Regions from separate parts of the Homo sapiens genome. Here region 2 is linked to region 1. A link is an interaction called in ENCODE POLR2A ChIA-PET data of the cell type or tissue named here. Cell type or tissue: GM12878. All regions are shown on one strand. Links, peaks and the distances in the headings refer to the core of each region. The heading gives the core; the rest is flanking DNA.

The links. ChIA-PET counts read pairs that join two places held together with the same protein. Peaks named below come from ENCODE experiments on the same cell type or tissue, not always from the same donor. Only the 100,000 strongest peaks of a DNase experiment are listed, where the experiment ranks them.
Region 2: POLR2A ChIA-PET joins it to region 1 with 12 read pairs; 2 of 35 experiments call an interaction of 5 or more read pairs at or near these places.

What each region holds. Positions count from the first base shown.
Region 1 is chr10:1,293,594-1,302,981 of GRCh38, reverse strand. The region is part of intron 3 of ADARB2 (adenosine deaminase RNA specific B2 (inactive)); the gene reads left to right. Among named protein-coding and RNA genes, the nearest start is that of LINC00200, 140 kb to the right of the region's middle. RefSeq lists an enhancer at 8,489-9,388. In GM12878, for the core only: a CTCF peak has its summit at 1,618; no DNase peak of the experiment used is centred there.
Region 2 is chr10:1,354,032-1,363,419 of GRCh38, reverse strand. ADARB2 (adenosine deaminase RNA specific B2 (inactive)) reads left to right here. Exons shown (of 10, transcript NM_018702.4): 3 at 1-392. LOC105376342 (a long non-coding RNA gene) reads right to left here and starts at 3,811. Exons shown (of 2, transcript XR_930528.3): 1 at 3,090-3,811; 2 at 1,469-1,982. RefSeq lists an enhancer at 3,896-3,975. In GM12878, for the core only: no CTCF peak of the experiment used is centred there; no DNase peak of the experiment used is centred there; H3K27me3 peaks cover 120 bases.

The DNA.
Region 1 (9,388 bases), core at 419-8,418:
GAGGAGGAGAGGCGCTCTGATTTTTAGAGTTTCCAGTTTTTCTGTTCTGTTTTTTCCCCATCTTTGTGGTTTTATCTACTTTTGGTCTTTGATGATGGTGATGTACAGATGGGTTTTTGGTGTGGATGTCCTTTCTGTTTGTTAGTTTTCCTTCTAACAGACAGGACCCTCAGCTGCAGGTCTGTTGGAGTACCCTGTAGTGTGAGGTGTCAGTGTGCCCCTGCTGGAGGGTGCCTCCCAGTTAGGCTGCTCAGGGGTCAGGGGTCAGGGACCCACTTGAGGAGGCAGTCTGCCCGTTCTCAGATCTCCAGCTGCATACTGGGAGAACCCCTGCTCTCTTCAAAGCTGTCAGACAGGGACATTTAAGTCTGCAGAGGTTACTGCTGTCTTTTTGTTTGTCTGTGCCCTGCCCCCAGAGGTGGAGCCTACAGAGGCACGCAGGCCTCCTTGAGCTGTGGTGGGCTCCACCCAGTTCGAGCTTCCCGGCTGCTTTGTTTACCTAAGCAAGCCTGGCCAATGGTGGGCGCCCCTCCCCCAGGCTCGCTGCCGCCTTGCAGTTTGATCTCAGACTGCTGTGCTAGCAATCAGCGAGACTCCGTGGGGTAGGACCCTCCGAGCCAGGTGTGGGATATAATCTCGTGGTGCGCCGTTTTTTAAGCCCGTCGGAAAAGCGCAGTATTCAGGTGGGAGTGACCGGATTTTCCAGGTGCCGTCCGTCACCCCTTTCTTTGATTAGGAAAGGGAACTCCCTGACCCCTTGCGCTTCCCAAGTGAGGCAATGCCTCGCCCTGCTTCGGCTCGCGCACGGTGTGCGCACCCACTGACCTGCACCCACTGTCTGGCACTCCCTAGTGAGATGAACCTGGTACCTCAGATGGAAATGCAGAAATCACCCGTCTTCTGCGTCGCTCAGGCTGGGAGCTGTAGACTGGAGCTGTTCCTATTCGGCCATCTTGGCTCCTCCCTAGATGGGAGATACATTTTATACATTTGTCAAACCCATGCAGTGCACAACACCAGAGTGAGCCCTCCTGTGAACCGTGGGCTCCAGGTGGTAGTGATGTGTCACTGTAAGGTCACCAATTGTGGGGACTTTGATAATAGAGGAGCAGGTGCATGTGTGGAGGCAGCAGGTACAGGGAACATCTCTGTAGCTTCTGCCCAGTTTTGCTTTGAACTTAAAACTGCTTTAAAATATAGTCTATTTGTTAAAAATTAGCTACTTGGCAGGATTATACCAGAGGTGTTAGCACAAAATTCAATGACAGGAAATAAACCACAAGAAATCCATAATGATTTCTCAGGGATGCCTGGTCTTTACTCTAAATCCTAAGCAGTCACCCTAGTATTTAATCAGCCAAATTAATGAACCCTGAAGAGGGAGGGAAGGAGGGAGGAATGGAGGGACAGAGAGAGAGAGAGAAGAGAGAAGCATCAAGAAAAGAAAGTTTTCTGTTTAAGGTTGATTTTCTTAACGGTTTTATATTGGGCATTGATTGATATTCAATATTTTGATGGGTTTCATTTTCAATAATGTATGTAAGCACTTCCATTTATAATCTATTTAGGTTCTAAAATTCACCTGTTCAAGCCTATCCCCATATCAAAGGCTGCTATCCCCCTCTGTTGGTGGTAACCAGAGTTGATGACTTTTGCTTGGCCACTTAATTTTTCTCATCTCTATGAACATTCAGCAGTTAAGTCACTTCTGTATTTTATTTTTAACGGAATTAAGTAAACATTTTATCTTGTTATCTTTAAAATTAGCACGCACAGAGTCCATAACCGTGTGGACCTGTTAAATCCCTGTGCCACGATTTTATCATCAGTACCATAACTGAAGAGACAAGAAAGCGTTCCGTAATTCCTCAGTATTTTACCAAGAGGAGTGAGCTTTCTGACCAGTGCTTATGTGCCCTGTATTTGGTCAATTCCTCTCAGAACCAGTGGTTTTTAAGTGGGAGATGACACCACGGTCCGGCAATAGAGTGGACACCAGGGCCAATTCAGCTCCTTGATCACTGATCCCAGAAGCATGTCACAACCCTGACAATCACAGCAGCATCTTACATTGCATATTGCTTTATCTTCTAAGCACCTTGGCCTACATGTCCTCTCTTTTGGCATAGTGACCACATCAAGGTGAAAGAACAAGTGGGGTTGTAATATCTCATGGATGAGAAAAACAAGCCTCCAAGAGCAGGGTAAATGATTGCCCACAGCCAGACAGTGCATGGCAGCAGATTCACATCTGTATGTTTTGATTTTAAATCCAAATCCCTTTTCAGTGAATATTTACTGAGCATCTATGAAGCCCACGAGGAATTTTAAAATGAGGAAGATACAATTGCTATGCTCAGGGAGGCAGCTAAAGAAGCATTTTGAACAGGTCTTCAGTAAATATTCATTGAACGAATGAACAAATTATACCGTGTCATGAGTAACATAGGAAAGATATTTTTAAGTGTTATAGGAGCACACATGGGGGGAATTGATTAGTGGAGGAGGAGGTGTCTGTGTGAGCCCAGCAATGTCAGGAGGAGAGGCGTGGGGGTGCCCCAAGGAGAGGTGGTGTGGGGGGCGTGGAGCTGGCATCAGCCTGGCTGTGTGGTGTGGTGTGAGAGGCTGGGAGCAGCCGTCACTGTAGGAACAGGAGGGGATGTGGAAGAACCATCCCTGCTGCGAGGGCAGCCTTCAATGGGCATCCATCTGTAGATGCCATTATACCTGCATGTGAGAAAACTTAAGCCACCAGCAAGGCTAAAAGGGTTTGGAAGGAAGACAGATGAGAAGCAGAGAGACTACTTAAGAGGCAACTATGATAGTTTTTATTTTTAAAAATCCCAAAAGCACCAAAACAGGGAAGGATCTTTAAACAGCTGGAGGGCAGAGTGGGAAAATCTCATCCCTGCGAGATGAGACAAGTGTGGTGGGTACGGCCAGGATGGTGGGGAACCAAGGAAAAGGACCTCTGCCTCCAGGGTCCTCCACCGGGCCCCCCTGGTGAGGTAGGTAACTCCAGCATGTGGTTGATGGCCAGGCGTGAAGTGGCCGTTAGGACAATGAGCCACATTCAAGTAGCAACTGCACTTTATTCACTTGGAGACACAGAGCAGGGAAGAGGCCAGGGTGTCCGCATGGCCTCCGGAAGCACAGGGGACCAGACTGTGGGACCCTCTCTTTGCCCAGGAGCCCAAACCAAAGGCTGCTGCTGCATCGTAACCCAGGAGGTCAGGAAGCAGAAGGAGGCGAAGCCCAGGGGCAGAAGAGTCCCTAGTCTGATGGATGAAATGTCCTTAGCTCCACGTCCTACAGAAAGCTGCTGCACCAAGCCGTGCACCAGTGTGGGATGGGAGGGCAGCTTCCCCATGAGGTCTGCAGGACACAGCCTCATCCTCCTGTGGTCAGGGCTGAGAATCTCACACAGGCGATCAGCCAGGGCAGAGTTCTCATTTGCATACCGTCCAAACTAGTGGATGACATACGGGGCTGCACACTTAAAATCACCAAAGGAGTCACTGCTTGCGACTTAAAGTGACTCTAGAATTTTCTAATGCCTGGAGTCTGCTAGATCTTCACCAGGGGCAGGGGAAGGACACCCCTGCTGACATGTGAGGGGCAGTCCAGGCTGGGGCTGTGGCCACGTCCACGTCCCCCAGTGAGGCAGGTGCCCCTCACACTCTACGCACACTGGTTCTGCACTTCCTGGCTTTTGCAGGCAGGCTCCTGATGCCTTCCGGGCTCTGCTTGTGGGTTTCCCCATCTGGGGCCCCTTCGTGACTCCCCAGATTAGCTGGGGTCCCTGTGATCTGGTCTCCTAGTCACTTACGCTTTCCTTCTTAACACACAAGACATTTAAGAGCATGTGTCTTCCAGCTGGCTTCACTATCATCATAAGGGAGAATCATTATCCAACATCAAATAAAAATGGCATTGTGGCTGGGCACTGTGGCTCACACCTGTCATCCCAGCAGTTTGGGAGGCCAAGGCAGGTGGATCACTTGAGCCCAGAAGTTCAAGACCAACCTGGGCACCATAGTGAAACCCCATCTCTACAAAAAATAAAAATAAAAACTTAACCGGGCATGGTGATGCACGTCAGTGGTCCTAGCTTCTCGGGAGGCTAAAGTGAGAGGATCACTTGAGCCCCAGAGGTGGAGGCTGCAGTGAGCCAAGAGTGTGCCACTGCACTCCAGCCTGGGCAAATCTAAAAAAAAAAAAAAAAAAAAAAAAAAAAAAAAAAAAAAAAAAAAAAAAAAAATTCCCGTCGCACATGGGATAGTCGGCAGCATTGCACTGCACTCTGCAGTGGGGCACGTGCCCTTGAGGGGAGCTCCTGCTTGAGCCCAGTATGTGTCTTCTCCATCCACGTGTGTCCTGTTTCTTCCAAAAAAGAGGCCCTTCCTTGCCTCAGTTTGGCTACTGCCTGTCTCTATGAAGTCTTCTCTGGGCTCCCTCAAGGTGAATTTTGTGCATACCATCCTGCCTAGGTTTTAAGCGCAATAGCATCTCAAATATAGGCTGTAAATTAGGTGAAGGGAAAACCTCACTTTCAATAGACAACATCTGCTCAGCCCTGGGATGTGCCCCCGGGATCACCCAGAGCAGACTCCATGGAAACCCTTAAGTCCAGCCACTCCAAAAAACCTTCCTTGGCAAAAAAACATAAAAACATAGCCGGCTGTTTTCCCCAAGCTGTGTTTACAAAGCCATTGTGAGAAACTTCATTTTGTCTTTATAAACTTGTGTTATTTTTTTCAATAGCATCTACTCCCTACATTTTAGTCTCCCGGAATGACAGATCTCTGTCCGTTTCGTTTGCTGCCTGGCATGTGGGAGGCACAATGGAGACAATGTGTGTGTTTCTGAAATGAATAAATGACAGAATGGTCCATTTTTTGCTATCTCAAATAGGAGGGAGGGAAGTGGAAAGCAAGGCTGTGTTTGTGAGAGCTCCTCAGCCGCTACAGCAAGTGAGCACACCCAGGTGGCTGAAATGACAGAAGTTTATTCTCTCAAAGCTCTGGAACCAGAGCTGACCTCCAGGTGTGGGCAGGGCTGGTTCCTTCTGATTCTAAGGGGCATCTGTCCCACCCTCTCTCCTGGCCTCCAGCCATGGCTGGGGATCCTCTGCCCCGGGCTGCGGCTGCATCCCTCCAGCCCCTGCCTCCATGGCTGCTGCTGTCCTGGCTGTGCCCGCGTCTCTAGACTGGGGGAGTTTCAGGGCTTACCGAGGAAAAAGGTGTGCCCCCCGGTGGCAGGAGCGCACACAGGCTGTATGAGGCTGGCGCTTGGACAGATTTGCATGCAGGGGCATCTGTCATGGCCTAAGACTGTTCCAAGAGGAGAGGAGGGCAAGGGAGCTGCTGGGAAGAGGGGTTCAGAGGGGGCTCCTTGTCCAGGCGATGCCACGCAGCCACCCTCGGGGGTCTCTGGGTCAGAGGGCTCTTCGGGGTCTGAACGGCCAGTGGTCTTATAACCACAAGGCCCCACCTTATCAGTGGGGAACAGCTCTATGGTAAGGTTTCACAGGGAATGCCAAGCAGGTACCATTTCAACGGCTAAAAATCTGCTTGTTTGGGCTATTTTTAAAATAACTGGATGTGTAAAAACTTGAGTTTGGCTCTGGCAAGCTTTGAGCTAATGGGGCTCAGTTGCAGTGAAGAAACATAACACCTGCGGGTCCATAACCACGGCTGACGGGGGCTACGCCTCCCTCCATACCCAAGGCCGACGGGGGCTACACCTCCCTTCCTCCCTGCGATAAAGACACCAGTCCCTGGATTTAGGGCTTCCTCTAAGGCCAGGATAATTTCGTTTCTAAATCCTTTACTAATCACATCTGCAAACACCCTATTTCCAAATAACATTATGCTCTGAGGTTCTGGGTAGACCTAAATTTGGAGGATACTATTGAATCCAGGATACTTATTTTTGTTTGTGTTTAGATAGGTATTTTGTATAGGAGGAAAAGAAAAGGAAAACACGAAAGATTACACAAATAAAATACTGGAGAGATGGGAGTTAGAAAAGACAGACTGTTACTGCCCTGAAGGCAGCGGGCAGGACAGCACCGAGCATCTTAGCAAGGAGCCAGGCTGGGAGCAGAGAAGGAGTGTATTTTTTCTGGCAGTAAGGAAGGAGAAAGGGATGAGTGAAAAAGGAATTTTGCAGTAGAAATGAGGGTGGCTAAAAACTACTCTCCCATTTTCCAATTATGTTGTTGAGCTTAGAACACAGACAGCAGGGCCTCCTCCTTTCCACACTTGATTGTGTCCCAGGAGTTTTGGGGTCATTACATATGTTGTGGATAGAAAGATGCTAAATGCAGAGAGTCCCAGGCAAAGCTGCAGACAACCATCCTGACCCCTTCCCCCTGCCCTCCCCCAACGTTTGTGATGGAGCACTTGGCCTTCTGTACTCCACAGCACCACAGGAAGACTCCCATGCACCAGGCCTGTCCCTCAATTCTCTGCCGCCAGTTAGGTGTCTCAATGTGGCAGTTGTCTGGAAAAGCATAGAATACGTTATGGAATCATCAGTAGCCAATAACCATTTCAGTCCTGTCCTCCGATAATGGGGTTAAGCAGCATCTCTACTGTGAGAGACCAGCAGTGGGGAATGAAAGCTTTAGTACAGACTTCCTGGAGCCTTCACATTTTTCTACAGTCTGCACACACTAAGCTGTTGAGATGGGTTAGATTACAGGTCAGTAAATATTCGCCTTCTCTCCCTCCTCTGTGGAGGGAACATACTTTCCCCTCCCATTCATGTTTGTCTTACACGTGGATCCTGCTTAGGCCAGTGGGACTGGAGGGTCCCAATAAGCAGAGGTTTGAAGTTCACTTGAGCAGGTGGACTTGGACCCTGGCACATCTGCCAGCACCATGACAGGAAGGGGTCTCCAGAGGGGCTGATCCAAAGGGAGTTGCACATGGAGCGGGCCTGACCCCACAGCACAGCTGGAAGCCAAGCTGCACAGGCCAGTCAATATCACCCCACCCCAGTCCAACCACAGGCTCCTGAGTGAGGAGCAAATGCTTGCTGACTGAGCCGTTGCGCTTGGGGATGGTCATTACACAGCAAGAGCTTACTGCTGCACCACACATAGGCCACCTTTTCCTACTACAGTCTGTGAATCAACAGGGTCTTAAAGAAGCTGTACTTCTCCCATATTCAATGATATTAGAGATTATTTTCTGAAAAATATTTTGAAAGAATAAAATAAAACCATTTATCATTATTCTGTATTTTAAACTTAGGTAATTCTAAAAAGCAAAAATTCTTAATGAGACCCTTCATGCATTCTGCTATTTCTGATCTCTAAATAAGTCAGGATTCTAGAGGCAGATCCAAAATCGTATCAAGAGAGGTCATTGAAGAAACAGAGGCGCACACGTCAGCTCAGAGCCCAGACTCCCACCACCAGAGAGAGCGGCACTCAGGGTCCTCTTGTCCTCCCTGTCCGTTGTACTCTTTCTCCTAAATTGCATCGGACATCTCTGATGTTGTCCCCAACATTTCCTGGTGAAATTGTTATGTTCTATCTGATTATCACCTAAATGACTTAAAGAGGTCAAAAGTGCACAGCAATCCACTTCAACACATGCCTGGGATGTAAATACCTGTAACCCCAGCATATCTTCCTGCACCGAACTCTCACACTCTTCCCAAGATTTTGCAGCACCTTGAAGGTCATTTCTTGGCTTTTAGCTCCTCTGATGTTTCTCTCCCACATCCCATGTCACATTCACACTCCCCAGGCCCCATCAATCAGCCAACCAACAGCGACAAACGTCATATGTCGAGCTCTGCACCAGACATAACGCCATGACCTCAAACAGAAAGGCCTTGTCCTGGCCTTCCTGGAACACCGGCATTTCCACACCTGAAGTGAGAGGAACACACGTAATGAAGATATTCAACATGTTTCACCAGGAAAGGATGTGGGCCGTTCCCGCAGAAGCCAGCTGCTTACCTGCTGCCAGTGACTCCGCACTCCAGCTGCACACAGAAATCTGCTTTGACAAACAGAGACATCCTGGCCCCAGCCCAGGCATCCTATCACAATTGGTCTAGGTCGGGGCCTTGGCAGGGGACAGTTTTTAAATCTCCCCAGGAGAATACAATTTGCAGGCAGGGCTGAGAGCCACCACTCCATGCTGTGGGCACATGGGTTGTCAGAATTGGGTAGCGCTAATTAGGGCTGGCATCAGGGGAGAAGCAATTTTCAACTCAGGGAAGGAGATGGCTTGACTGGAATTCCATCACAGGTGTAATAATGAGCTCAGCAAAGCTTTGACGTTGGGGGCAAGATAACAGAAAGGCAAGGCAGTGTGACCCAGCGGTTACCATCGCTGGATGGGGGAAGCGAGACAGTCATGTCAGAGCCGGAGAAGTCCTAGGGTCGACATCACTGGAACCCTCTGCTTGGTTATCAGTCAAACAACGCGAGGGGCTGCTGCCTTCTTCGAGAATCAGTTTCCCCAGCTGTAAGGTGAAACGCCATCAGGTGAGTCAAGGGCCCATCAGCACACACTCAGAGTGTGCAGCTGTGGCTGACAGAAATGAGGAATTCATCCTCACACTGAAGATGGGTAAGTGAGGAGCCACGTCACCCCGCCAGGTCCCAGGCATCACAAGTCTTCCTGGGCCTCTGTTCTTGCACACACACTGCTCATGTGAGCCTCAGCCATCTGCACATGGCTGGCATCAGAAATGGAATTTCTCCAACAGAACTGCAAGCACACCCCGATGGAGAGATGTGGCCACCACAGAGCTGATTCTATCGGCAGTCACTCATCTTCAATGGTGGAAAAGTTGAATTCTTCCTCATCTCAAATGATCTATTCTCGTACCCACTGCAGCTGATTTTCATCCATCTCCTCCTCACCCTGCAGCCCACCTGATGGAATTCCCATTCATGGGAAGTTCTCTTCTGAGCTTGCTCTAAGTTTTTTCTTTGTTTGCACTTCCAGATGACCAACAGCTCCCCCATGCCCCCGCCCCCCTGCAAGCCACAGATGCTGTCTTTTGTTTTGCATTTCTGCTGCGAGAAAGACATTGCCCTGCCGACACTCCGAGAGGCATCAGTGAGTAAAGTCTGTTTTACAGGCTGCAAAGCCATCTGGACTTTCTGCTGAAAAGGTTGGACATGGTTTTAGGCAAGATTTTTATCACATCTGAGAGGGAAGAAAAGCCTTGAATGCATTACCATCTTCCGAGGTTGGTGTCAGATTTATTTCCCCTTGTCAGTTGCAAAACAAAACAAAAAGAGATGACATAGAAAGGAGTGGGGAATGAAGATACACATCTCCAGAGGAAGCTTTGTCAAAGGTAGTGGAGGATAAACAAAAAATAAATTAGTTTTGGTTTTATCAGAAACTGG
Region 2 (9,388 bases), core at 586-8,585, 60 kb before region 1:
CCCCGGCGCCGCGCCCCGGACTCGCGGGAGGCCGCCCCGGGGACGCCGCGCTTCTGTCCGCGGCCTACGGGCGACGGCGGCTGCTGTGCCGCGCGCTGGACCTGGTGGGCCCGACCCCCGCCACCCCCGCGGCCCCGGGCGAGCGCAACCCCGTGGTGCTGCTGAACCGCCTGCGCGCCGGGCTGCGCTACGTGTGTCTGGCAGAACCGGCCGAGCGGCGCGCGCGGAGCTTCGTGATGGCCGTGAGCGTGGACGGCAGGACGTTCGAGGGCTCGGGGCGCAGCAAGAAGCTGGCCCGGGGTCAGGCCGCGCAGGCCGCACTGCAGGAGCTGTTCGACATCCAGATGCCCGGCCACGCGCCCGGCAGGGCCAGGAGGACGCCAATGCCGCAGGTGAGGGGCGCGGCGGGTGCAGGGGGAACGGGCGGCGCTGGGGGCGCGGGGGAGACCCCGACCTTTCCCTGTTGGGAGTGGCGTCCAGGCTTCTCGGAGAAGGAGAGGCCGCGTGGAGCGGGAGGGGAAAGAATGTCTCCCGGCCTGGTGAGGTGATTGATGGGAGAACAGGTGCTGCCGGCGGTTTTGAGGGTGACAATGCGGCTGCCCGGGAGGAGACAGCGAGGCCGGGTGGGGAGCGGCCAGGGCGCCTCTGTCTGCAGGGGGAGGGACGGGTCCCCCGTGCCAGGTTTCGTCCGTGACTGGGTCTCCACGCGTAGGGTCGGATGGTCGTGCCGGGTAAAATTGGGGTCAAGTTTTCCACCAGGGAGGCGCCCTGTGCCTGGGAGCAGCCGGAGAGGCCGCCAGCCCGGCAGGATCCAGACGGGGTCCCTGGTCCAAGGGAGAATCGCGCTGGGAGGCCGAGGAGGCCGGAGCGAGAGTGGGGAGCTGGGCCTCACTCTGCCCGGCAGGACCCCTCCGGTTCCTTCCTGCGCAGCTGTGGGTCCGCCTTCTAACCTGCGATTACCTTCACTCACTCCAGACATGTTCTCAACTGTCTGGGCGTTACCGGTTGGAGGTGTCCAGGTTCTTGGCGCCTTGAGCAAAGAACTGGACAAAACCCACACAGCAAGGAAAGAACGAAGCAACAAAAGCAGATATTTCTGGGAAATGAAAGCACACTCCACGGGGTGGGAGCACCTGAGCACAGGGGCCCAAGAGCCCGTTACTGAAGTTTCTGGGGTTTAAATACCCTCTAGAGATTTCCATTGGTTACTCGGCGTAGGCCCTGTGTAAATGGAGAGGACATTTCCTGTCATCGCTGAAGTATTTCCATTTGATTCAGCTCTAGGAAGTCAGTGTGCACCGGCCTTATGTTCCTGCCTCCAGACCCTATTTTCCTGCCTCCTATCTGTCAGAAACTATTCTGATACCATTTTAAAACAATCTTATCCTGCCAAGTCTTGCAATGGCTGATTTATGCAAATTATCTTTTCTCTTATCATGTTCAGAATTATCTGTGGGCATCACTAATGTAGCAGATACAGAAAATTATCTTTATTCATTTTGGCATCAATCAAGGAAAGAAACATTTCACATAGTTAAAAAGCACTTAGCCCAGTGCGGGACTCGTCGTAAGTATGCAATAATTGTAAGTTATGGCTGTGATCGCTACCATTGTTACATCACAACACCTAGGACAGAATCTGTTATTTTGCCTGGGGAGATGATAAATCTCTTCACGAATGTAGGGTCCCACTCGAACCTCAGACACTGCTCAGGGAGACTGCAGGGTGACACAGACCACATGCGTCATGGCAGAGCCCTCATCTTGAATTGTGACTGGGTTCAAGTGCTCACTATTCACTTGTCAACCAATGCTTGTTGAACTCTTGGCCGGCGTGGGGTAGGGCACACCCCTGCCTTCTGCCTCTCGGGAAGCCATTCATTCATTTTCAAGTACTTGTGGAACATCCGGTGGTCATTTTAAGGAGTGGGTTAGAGGCATTTAGACCACAATCTCCATCAGTCTTGCCGTCCAAACTCGCCCTCAAATAAAAACACAATGTAAGTAAAAACAAGGTGGCAGACAGCAAGGATGGCTTCCACATAAGTCCCTGGGCACTTCCTCACAAGGGCGCTGGGGCCTGGCTTGGTCTTTTCTTACACCTCCTTCTTATTTACTCCCTTCTCTCTTCCTTTTTCACCCTGTTTCTACACTCTCTGTAGCTTAAACTTGCCAGTGACCGTCCTGGAAGCCACTTCACCCCTGCAGCCTGGGGGAGGGGGGATGGGGGGGTGGGGAGACTGGGAGAGAGCCCTCCTAATGCTGCCCGTGACCTTAGGTGCAACCTTGGCAGGCTCGGGTCTCCTGCCACCTCCTCTGAGAAGCCCCACCACCCATGGTCTGGGGCGTGTCCCCCGTCGCTGGGATACCTTGCTCACCCAGCTGAGCCTGCCACTCTTCTGTTGAATCTGTTAAGCAGGAAACATCCCTCCACCCTCCCCAGCCCCCCTCCTGCGTCCCACTCATGTGAAATGTGAAGAATGTCAGTGAATTCTGGCTGCAGTGCCTTTTTCTTTCATGTTGTCAGCCCTGAGCTCTCACGATGGAGAAACCAGGCAGCACTACTACTTTGTAAAAGTCATTTGACCCCAGAATGCAGCACATCAGTTAGAGCCATGGCCGCTAAATTATTTTTCTCTGACAGTCCCTAACCACCCCGACTGGATGACGAAGGGCGCAGAGCAGCGCGAGGGTTTCGGGCCATTCATCTCTGCTCTGCACGCGGCGTCCAAGGGGCCCATTTTACCCTCCCTCGTACCGCTCCCCATGCACACCCACAGCTGGGCGGGGGCTGGGAGGACACTGGGACTCAGGGCCAGGAACCTTCAGCAGTTTATTAAATTCAAATCCTATTATGGATGTGATTCAGGGGGAAAAAATGAAAAGACTTCAGAAATTGCTGTAAATGTGGCTTTTCCTCCTTGCCCTGCCCCAACCTTCCCCAAAACCCTGTCTCTACTTCATGGACCCCCGTCTACACAGCTTGCTTCCTGTCCACGCAGACCCCTGGTCCCACTGCATGGTGGCTCTGGAGCTGAAATTCCTAAAAGCCTGAGTCCCTGGCCCTTGTCTGACGGCCCTGTTAGCACCTGTGTCTGGAGGACAAGCCATGCGTTTTCCTGGGCTGTGTCCCACGCTCGGAAAAGGGCAGGCCCACCTCTGGGGCTGGGGGGAAAGGCCGCCCTCCCGGAGTCCGTCCAGGGAGCCTGGAAGCAGCGCCTCCTGCTGGGACGATGCAGTCTCTGCACTTGGGTGCCGGCCCGGTGCTTGAGGTTCTCTGCCCACAGTCCCAGGCTCACCCCACGCAGGGCTGGCTTCCACGTGCAGGACCACAAAACCACGTCTGGATCCATGGTGTTTCGGTAGAAGCCAGCAAAGATGCTGCACGTCTGCTCAGTGCTCTCCGCCAAAGGCTTGCTCCTATGAAGGAAGCTTCAGAACCATCCCGGAGGGAAGTCTTCTCATTAAGTAACAGTCAATGAAAAAAGTTTCCAATGTGATGGTGCATAGAATCATCTGAGTGGCGTGTTTAGACACCGCTGAGGAGCCTACTGCAAGAACCCAGTAGGTTCTCAAGGGAGGTCAGCGGTCTGCACTTCCAGCTCGTCGGGTGGTCAGAGACCCACACTGTTGAGAGCCACTGCGGCTGGAGCTTGTCATGGTGCTGCTCACAGCCTCAGCCTGGAATGGCAGGGCCGCGGCGGGAAGAGTCTCTGTCCTGCCGGGACAGCTCGCAGGAAGCAGGGCCTCCCAAAGGCCCTCGGAGACCTGCAATAGTGTGTCTGTAAGGGTGAGCGTTGTGGTGGAGGTTGGGATTCACAATATCAGCTTCCTTATAAACACGTGAAGCCACCCTCCAGTGGTAAAGATGACGTACGATAGACTTGTGTGTCATCCGAATTTTGAAAGAGGAAGTTCAGAAGCATGATATTTTCATAAAGATTAAAATCACAGGTGTGGCTTCTTCGTATCTGATTTTCACTATTTCCTGCACCCGGGGGTGTTTCTCAGGATCAGACTCATCTAACCCATCAGCTTCATGGGATCCGAGTCAGCCAGAGTGACAAAGGCAGGCATTTATCAGATTCCTTAGAACTCACACCAGACCTAAACATGTAGGGTTTACAGTACTGGCAGAGGGTTTGCAGGCCAGTCTCCTCTCCATGAGTATCAGCTGATAGGGGCAGTGCCTGCTCAGGTGCACCTGCCTGGCTCATTGCAAACCCCTCATGCTCTCCTCATCTGCAGTCCACTCAAGACTCCTCTAGGTTAACTGGGTACTCAGAAGTAAGAACAAGACTGTGTCAGGATATAAATATGTGCTACCTGGAGGCATCATCATAAAAAATGATAAAATCACAAAACCTACATCTCTCTTCAGTTTGCTCCCCACCCCTAGCATCAAAAGAATTCCTAAGCAAAAACGCAACCATAAAGGAATGCTTTTCAGCATTTTCTTTCTGTGAAAACTATTTAGAAAGGAGAATAAAGTAAACTATAATGCCAGTAAAAATAAATAAATCAGTAAAAGTCACCTGTGTGCTCAGTAACTCTGAAAAGGAAGTTTATTGACTTGTTTGTGAGTTTATCTTTCACCCTCAAGTACCCCCTTTATTTCTTTGTTTTTTAAATTTTCATGTCAGGCAAAGACACCCTGTTGTCCACACACCCTCACCCCGCACTCTCCCACACTCAGTCCAAACTCCAAAGTAGTGCCTTCAGAAACAGTTCCTTGAATGACTTTCTACAAATGTTAAAAGAATCTTTGTTTTGCTGAAAAAAAAAAACTTTCCATTTGCCACACAGCCTTGTAAGAATTATTCCCTGCCAGTGAGAAGTTCTTTATATTTGCGTAAAGACTTGGAGAGACTGGGAGCGGTGGCACCTGGGGCATCCCTGGGCAGCGGAAAAGGCACTAGAACCAGGTGTTTGAACTGGGAACTGTGGGTTTGGGTCTGGGAATGCAGGTATTCAAGACATAAAAAGTGTCTGTGAAGTCCCTGGGAGAAGCTGCCTAGAGTTTGGGCCTTTTCCTCCTGGGATGGACCTGGCTCCGCATTCTCACCAAGCAATCCTCAAGGGCTGAGGGCACAGCAGGTTTCTCTCCTATCCGACATCATAATGGCTTTGCATCCCCAGCTGTTCCCACCAGAGACACCATAGTGAGAGGAAAGCCTGAGGGGTTCATCCTCTGTCCCCACACCAAGAAATACGCAGCTGAATCCTTGCAGAAAAATCATGACCAATTATTGGGATTGCTTCAATCAGTTGAGGCAGCAAGTCAAGATGAAGCCACTTCTTTGATGCCCAGAGCTAAGTCCAGGGTGATTTTTTTCTCCTTCTCTCTCTGTCTGTCTCTCTCTCTGTTACTTCCTCTCTCACACACACTATTTGTGCAGGATGCACATGCACATATGTGTGTATATAGATCTACACCAGAGAGAAAGACTTACAGTCAGCAGAGCTTTGTGCAAACGTAGGAAAAACCTGCTTGTCCTGTGTGAGCGTTTCAGAGACCTACCAAAAGGTCTTTAATTCAGCAAGTTGCTAACATGTCTGTGGCTCAGTTTTCTCCTCTGCACAGAGTTTTTCTGGGGCTCGTGTGTCTACAACAATAGAGTACGCGCTCCATGCTTGTTGGCTGTTATTTGTATTAGCATCATTGTTTTTATGGTGCAATTACAGGTTCAATTATTTAAGATACTTATGCCCACACCAAAGTATATTAAAAGCAAATAAAAGGCCTGATGGCTCATGTCGCTCCCATCCTGGGTGAAGGTGTTTTCTAGATTAAGGGAAGACATTTGCTTGGGGTCTGCAGGCTCCTTGCAAGGGGTTACCAGATAAAATACAGTGACAAGCTTACATTTAAAAATTGTAATTATTTATCTGAAATTCAAATTTAACCAGATGTCTTATATTTTATTTGCTAAAAAAACCATGCATCCCTCCTTGCAACTGAAAAGTGAGAAAGGAGGTGAGATTGTGGTGCCAGGGACAGGAGGGTCCCGTGGGAAGAGGGAGACTCCAGCAGCCACCTGTCTGCCACTGTGCCCACCAACCTCCCTCATTTTTCTCAGAGCACTCAGAGAGGTCACGGATATGCCAGTGTCCTAGGGTGGGGACACTAACGATTTTTGGGTCTTTTCCTGTCTCCCTCACTCAAATATTGAAGTCCCCTCTGGCTAGAAACCAGCCATTCAGTCTCACTCACTTTGTGAATAAATCGAATGGAGGAGGGATAATCACAAGTGGGCCAGGAGCCAAGCATCTTTGCAGTGTCCTGAGTTCGGTTTCACGTCTCTGCCCTTTTGCTGACAGGAACTCTTTTAACCCCCTGTGCAGACAGTCACTGTTGATTTCACTTACGTGTAAAATTACAAAGGGCTTGCTGTGAGTGGGGGCCCTAGAAGAACCCTCCTGACCATAAAGCCCAGGAATCCGGGGTTAAAACGAACGTCATTTCTGTCGTGGCAAAGGTCTCAGTGTGTAACTCAGGGAGAAGACTGAAGAGAGACCAGTTAGGTAGGAATCAGCCCTTCCTTCCTAATGGTTTTCAATAATTCCATAACTTACTTAAGGAGAAAAATCAGGATTTCACAATTGGCTTGTTTGAAGTTAGTTCTCGTGTCTTAGAAGTGGTGATGAGTGTGTTGTTGTTGCTTTGCTTGAGAAGGCTGGAGGGAGGTGAGATTGAAGAACAGTGTGTGCCATTTTTCATCATGATGGCTTCCAAAGAATGGGCTTTAAGATGGTGTCACTCCTACATGCAGCTTTTCCTCCAGACTTGGGCCAGCCCTAAGGCTTCCCTGGAAGGCCAGCATGAAAGCCCCAACTCCCCTCCATCATCCCCAGGTCAGCTAAGTGCCCTGGGAGGCTTCAGTCACTGGGGACAAGCAGAGCCTCGTTGAAGCTGAGGTTCTGGGTCCTGGTAATGGATCGTTGGGGCTGTGTGAAGTTCTGTTGTTTTCCACCAGCTCACCCCAGGCGGTTCTGTTCTCTGTGAAGCCCTCCAGGGGGTGGGTCCCCAGGACGCCCTTCCACCCCAGCTGGCTGCCTGTGTCTCTGGGACCATTCTTCCCATGCGCCTGTGGCCACATCACCTGCTTTGAAGCAGGAATGATCCCAGCAGCTTGCTTTCTTTCAGCACCTCACCTTCTGGGTTTTGTGGCCACACACACCATCCTGTGGTCCATGCAGGAAGGCAAGGTGCTCTTTTAGGGAAGGAAAAACAGTCCTGCAGATCCAGCCATCCCCAAACCTTCTGGCTTTCTTCGTGTCCTGGGTCTGTGAAAGAGGTGCTGACGGCCAGAAAAAGAGCGAGAGGTCACTCATTGTCATTACACATGGAAAAAAAAACTTTCAGAAAATCCTTCCTTAATGAGGCACTAGAGGCTTTGTAGATGCTTAACAATACATTTATGCATTTATACAATGTAAATACAATGTATGATATACATTTATACACTATACATGTATACAATGTATATACAATGTATGCTATATATTTCTATAACATATGTATAAAATGTATATACAATTGTGATATGTTTACACAACATATATACAATGTACAGCATACATTATGCAATGTACATGCAATCACAATGTATGTTTATACAATGTATGCAATGTACGATATACATTTATATAATAGCTTCTGCCACCCTACTTCCTACTAAAACATGTTAGGTGAAATTGTAATATGTAACTGATAAGTATTTAAGCCTATAGGTTCCCAATACCATGTTTGGAATTTTCAAATATGGTTAATATGACTGTCCATTAGTTAAGCAGGGCCTGTGAGCCAAGCTTCACCACTTGTCTCTATTCCACAGCCATGATTACTGATGATAACAACAGTGCCATTAGCAGCTAATATTTCCCAGGCACTTAATCTGGGTCACACATTATTCTACGTGCTTTACATGCACAGTAACGCTCATTTAAAATTTTTGAGGTCTGTTTTACAGAGAAGGACGTTGAGTTTCCGGAGACCTGAGTCCCACGTCCAAAGTCTAGTCACTGAGGGGTGGAGCAGGGAGGACAGTTACAGACAGCAGAGCTCAGCTTCTGTGGGGCTGGGGCTCATCCTCAAGACTCCAGCCTGCTCCATCCTCCCAGCCCCCAAGGGCTTTAGGCTGATGGAGGACACAGAACACTGTTCATTAAAATAGAGGTCTATGATTTAGCACAGCAAGAGTGACAAGAGTGTTTGTTATTAGTTCCAAACAGGGAGAAACCACGGTGGGCTGACTGGCAGGGAAGAGTTGATTGAAAGACTGCAGAGCCCGACTGTGTGGGAGGAGGTGGGCAGCCAGGGGAGGGACACATACCTGGGCATCATGTCCTGGTGGTTGGAGACTCCTGAACACATGGGAGCCTCGTGGGAGCCCTCAGGGAGGTGCAAGCTGGAGAGGATCGGGTCACCTGCCTGCAGGGGCTCCACTGCCCTCCTGGGCTGGTGCCGCCTTGGGTACCTCCATGGAGCTCAGAGGCTAGAGGGTCTTGCTCCCCATGGGAAGGTGGCTCTGTAAGCAGAGAGCCTACAGCCTCCCTGGGGTAGACAATGGCTCCATTAGGATGGCTGAGCCCCCTTCCTTTGGGACTCATCATTACACCAAAAAGGACAGGGTCAGCTAAAGGAGATGGCAACTGGGAAAAGCCAACGTTTAAATGAACCAGAGAAAGGAAAGAGGTGCATCCGAGAGAGGAGAGGGGATGTGGGAGAGCACATGGGGTGCCACCTTCCCCATCCCAAGGATGCCCAGGAGGGCCCTGCTCCCCGATCCCTCTCCCCTGAGCCCCCTCTCCTTCGCCCATTGTCACATCCCCTGAGGCTCCTCTTTTCATGCACGTACCTGTGAAGGGACACCAAACAGGCTTTGTGTGAGCAACAAGGCCGTTTATTTCACCTGGGTGCAGGTGGGCTGAGTCCAAAAAGAGAATCAGCGAAGGGAGATGGGGGTGGGGCCGTTTTATAGGATTTGGGTAGGTAAAGGAAAAAGGGGGGCTGTTCTCTGGTGGGCAGGGGTGGGGGTCACAAGGTGCTCAGCAGGGGAGCTTTTGAGCCAGGATGAGCCAGGAGAAGGAATTTCACAAAGTAATGTCATCAGTTAAGGCAGAAACCGGCCAGATGGATGTGTACCTGCAGGTCACAGCGAATATGATGGCTTAGCTTGGGCTCAGAGGCCTGACATTCCTGTCTTCTTATATTAATAAGAAAAATAGAACGAAATAGTGGTAAAGTATTGGGGCGGCGAAAATTTTTGGGGGTGGTATGGAGAGATAATGGGCGATGTTTCTCAGGGCTGCTTCAAGCAGGATTAGGGGTGGCGTGGAAACCTAGAGTGGGAGAGATTAAGCTGAAGGATGATTTTGTGGTAAG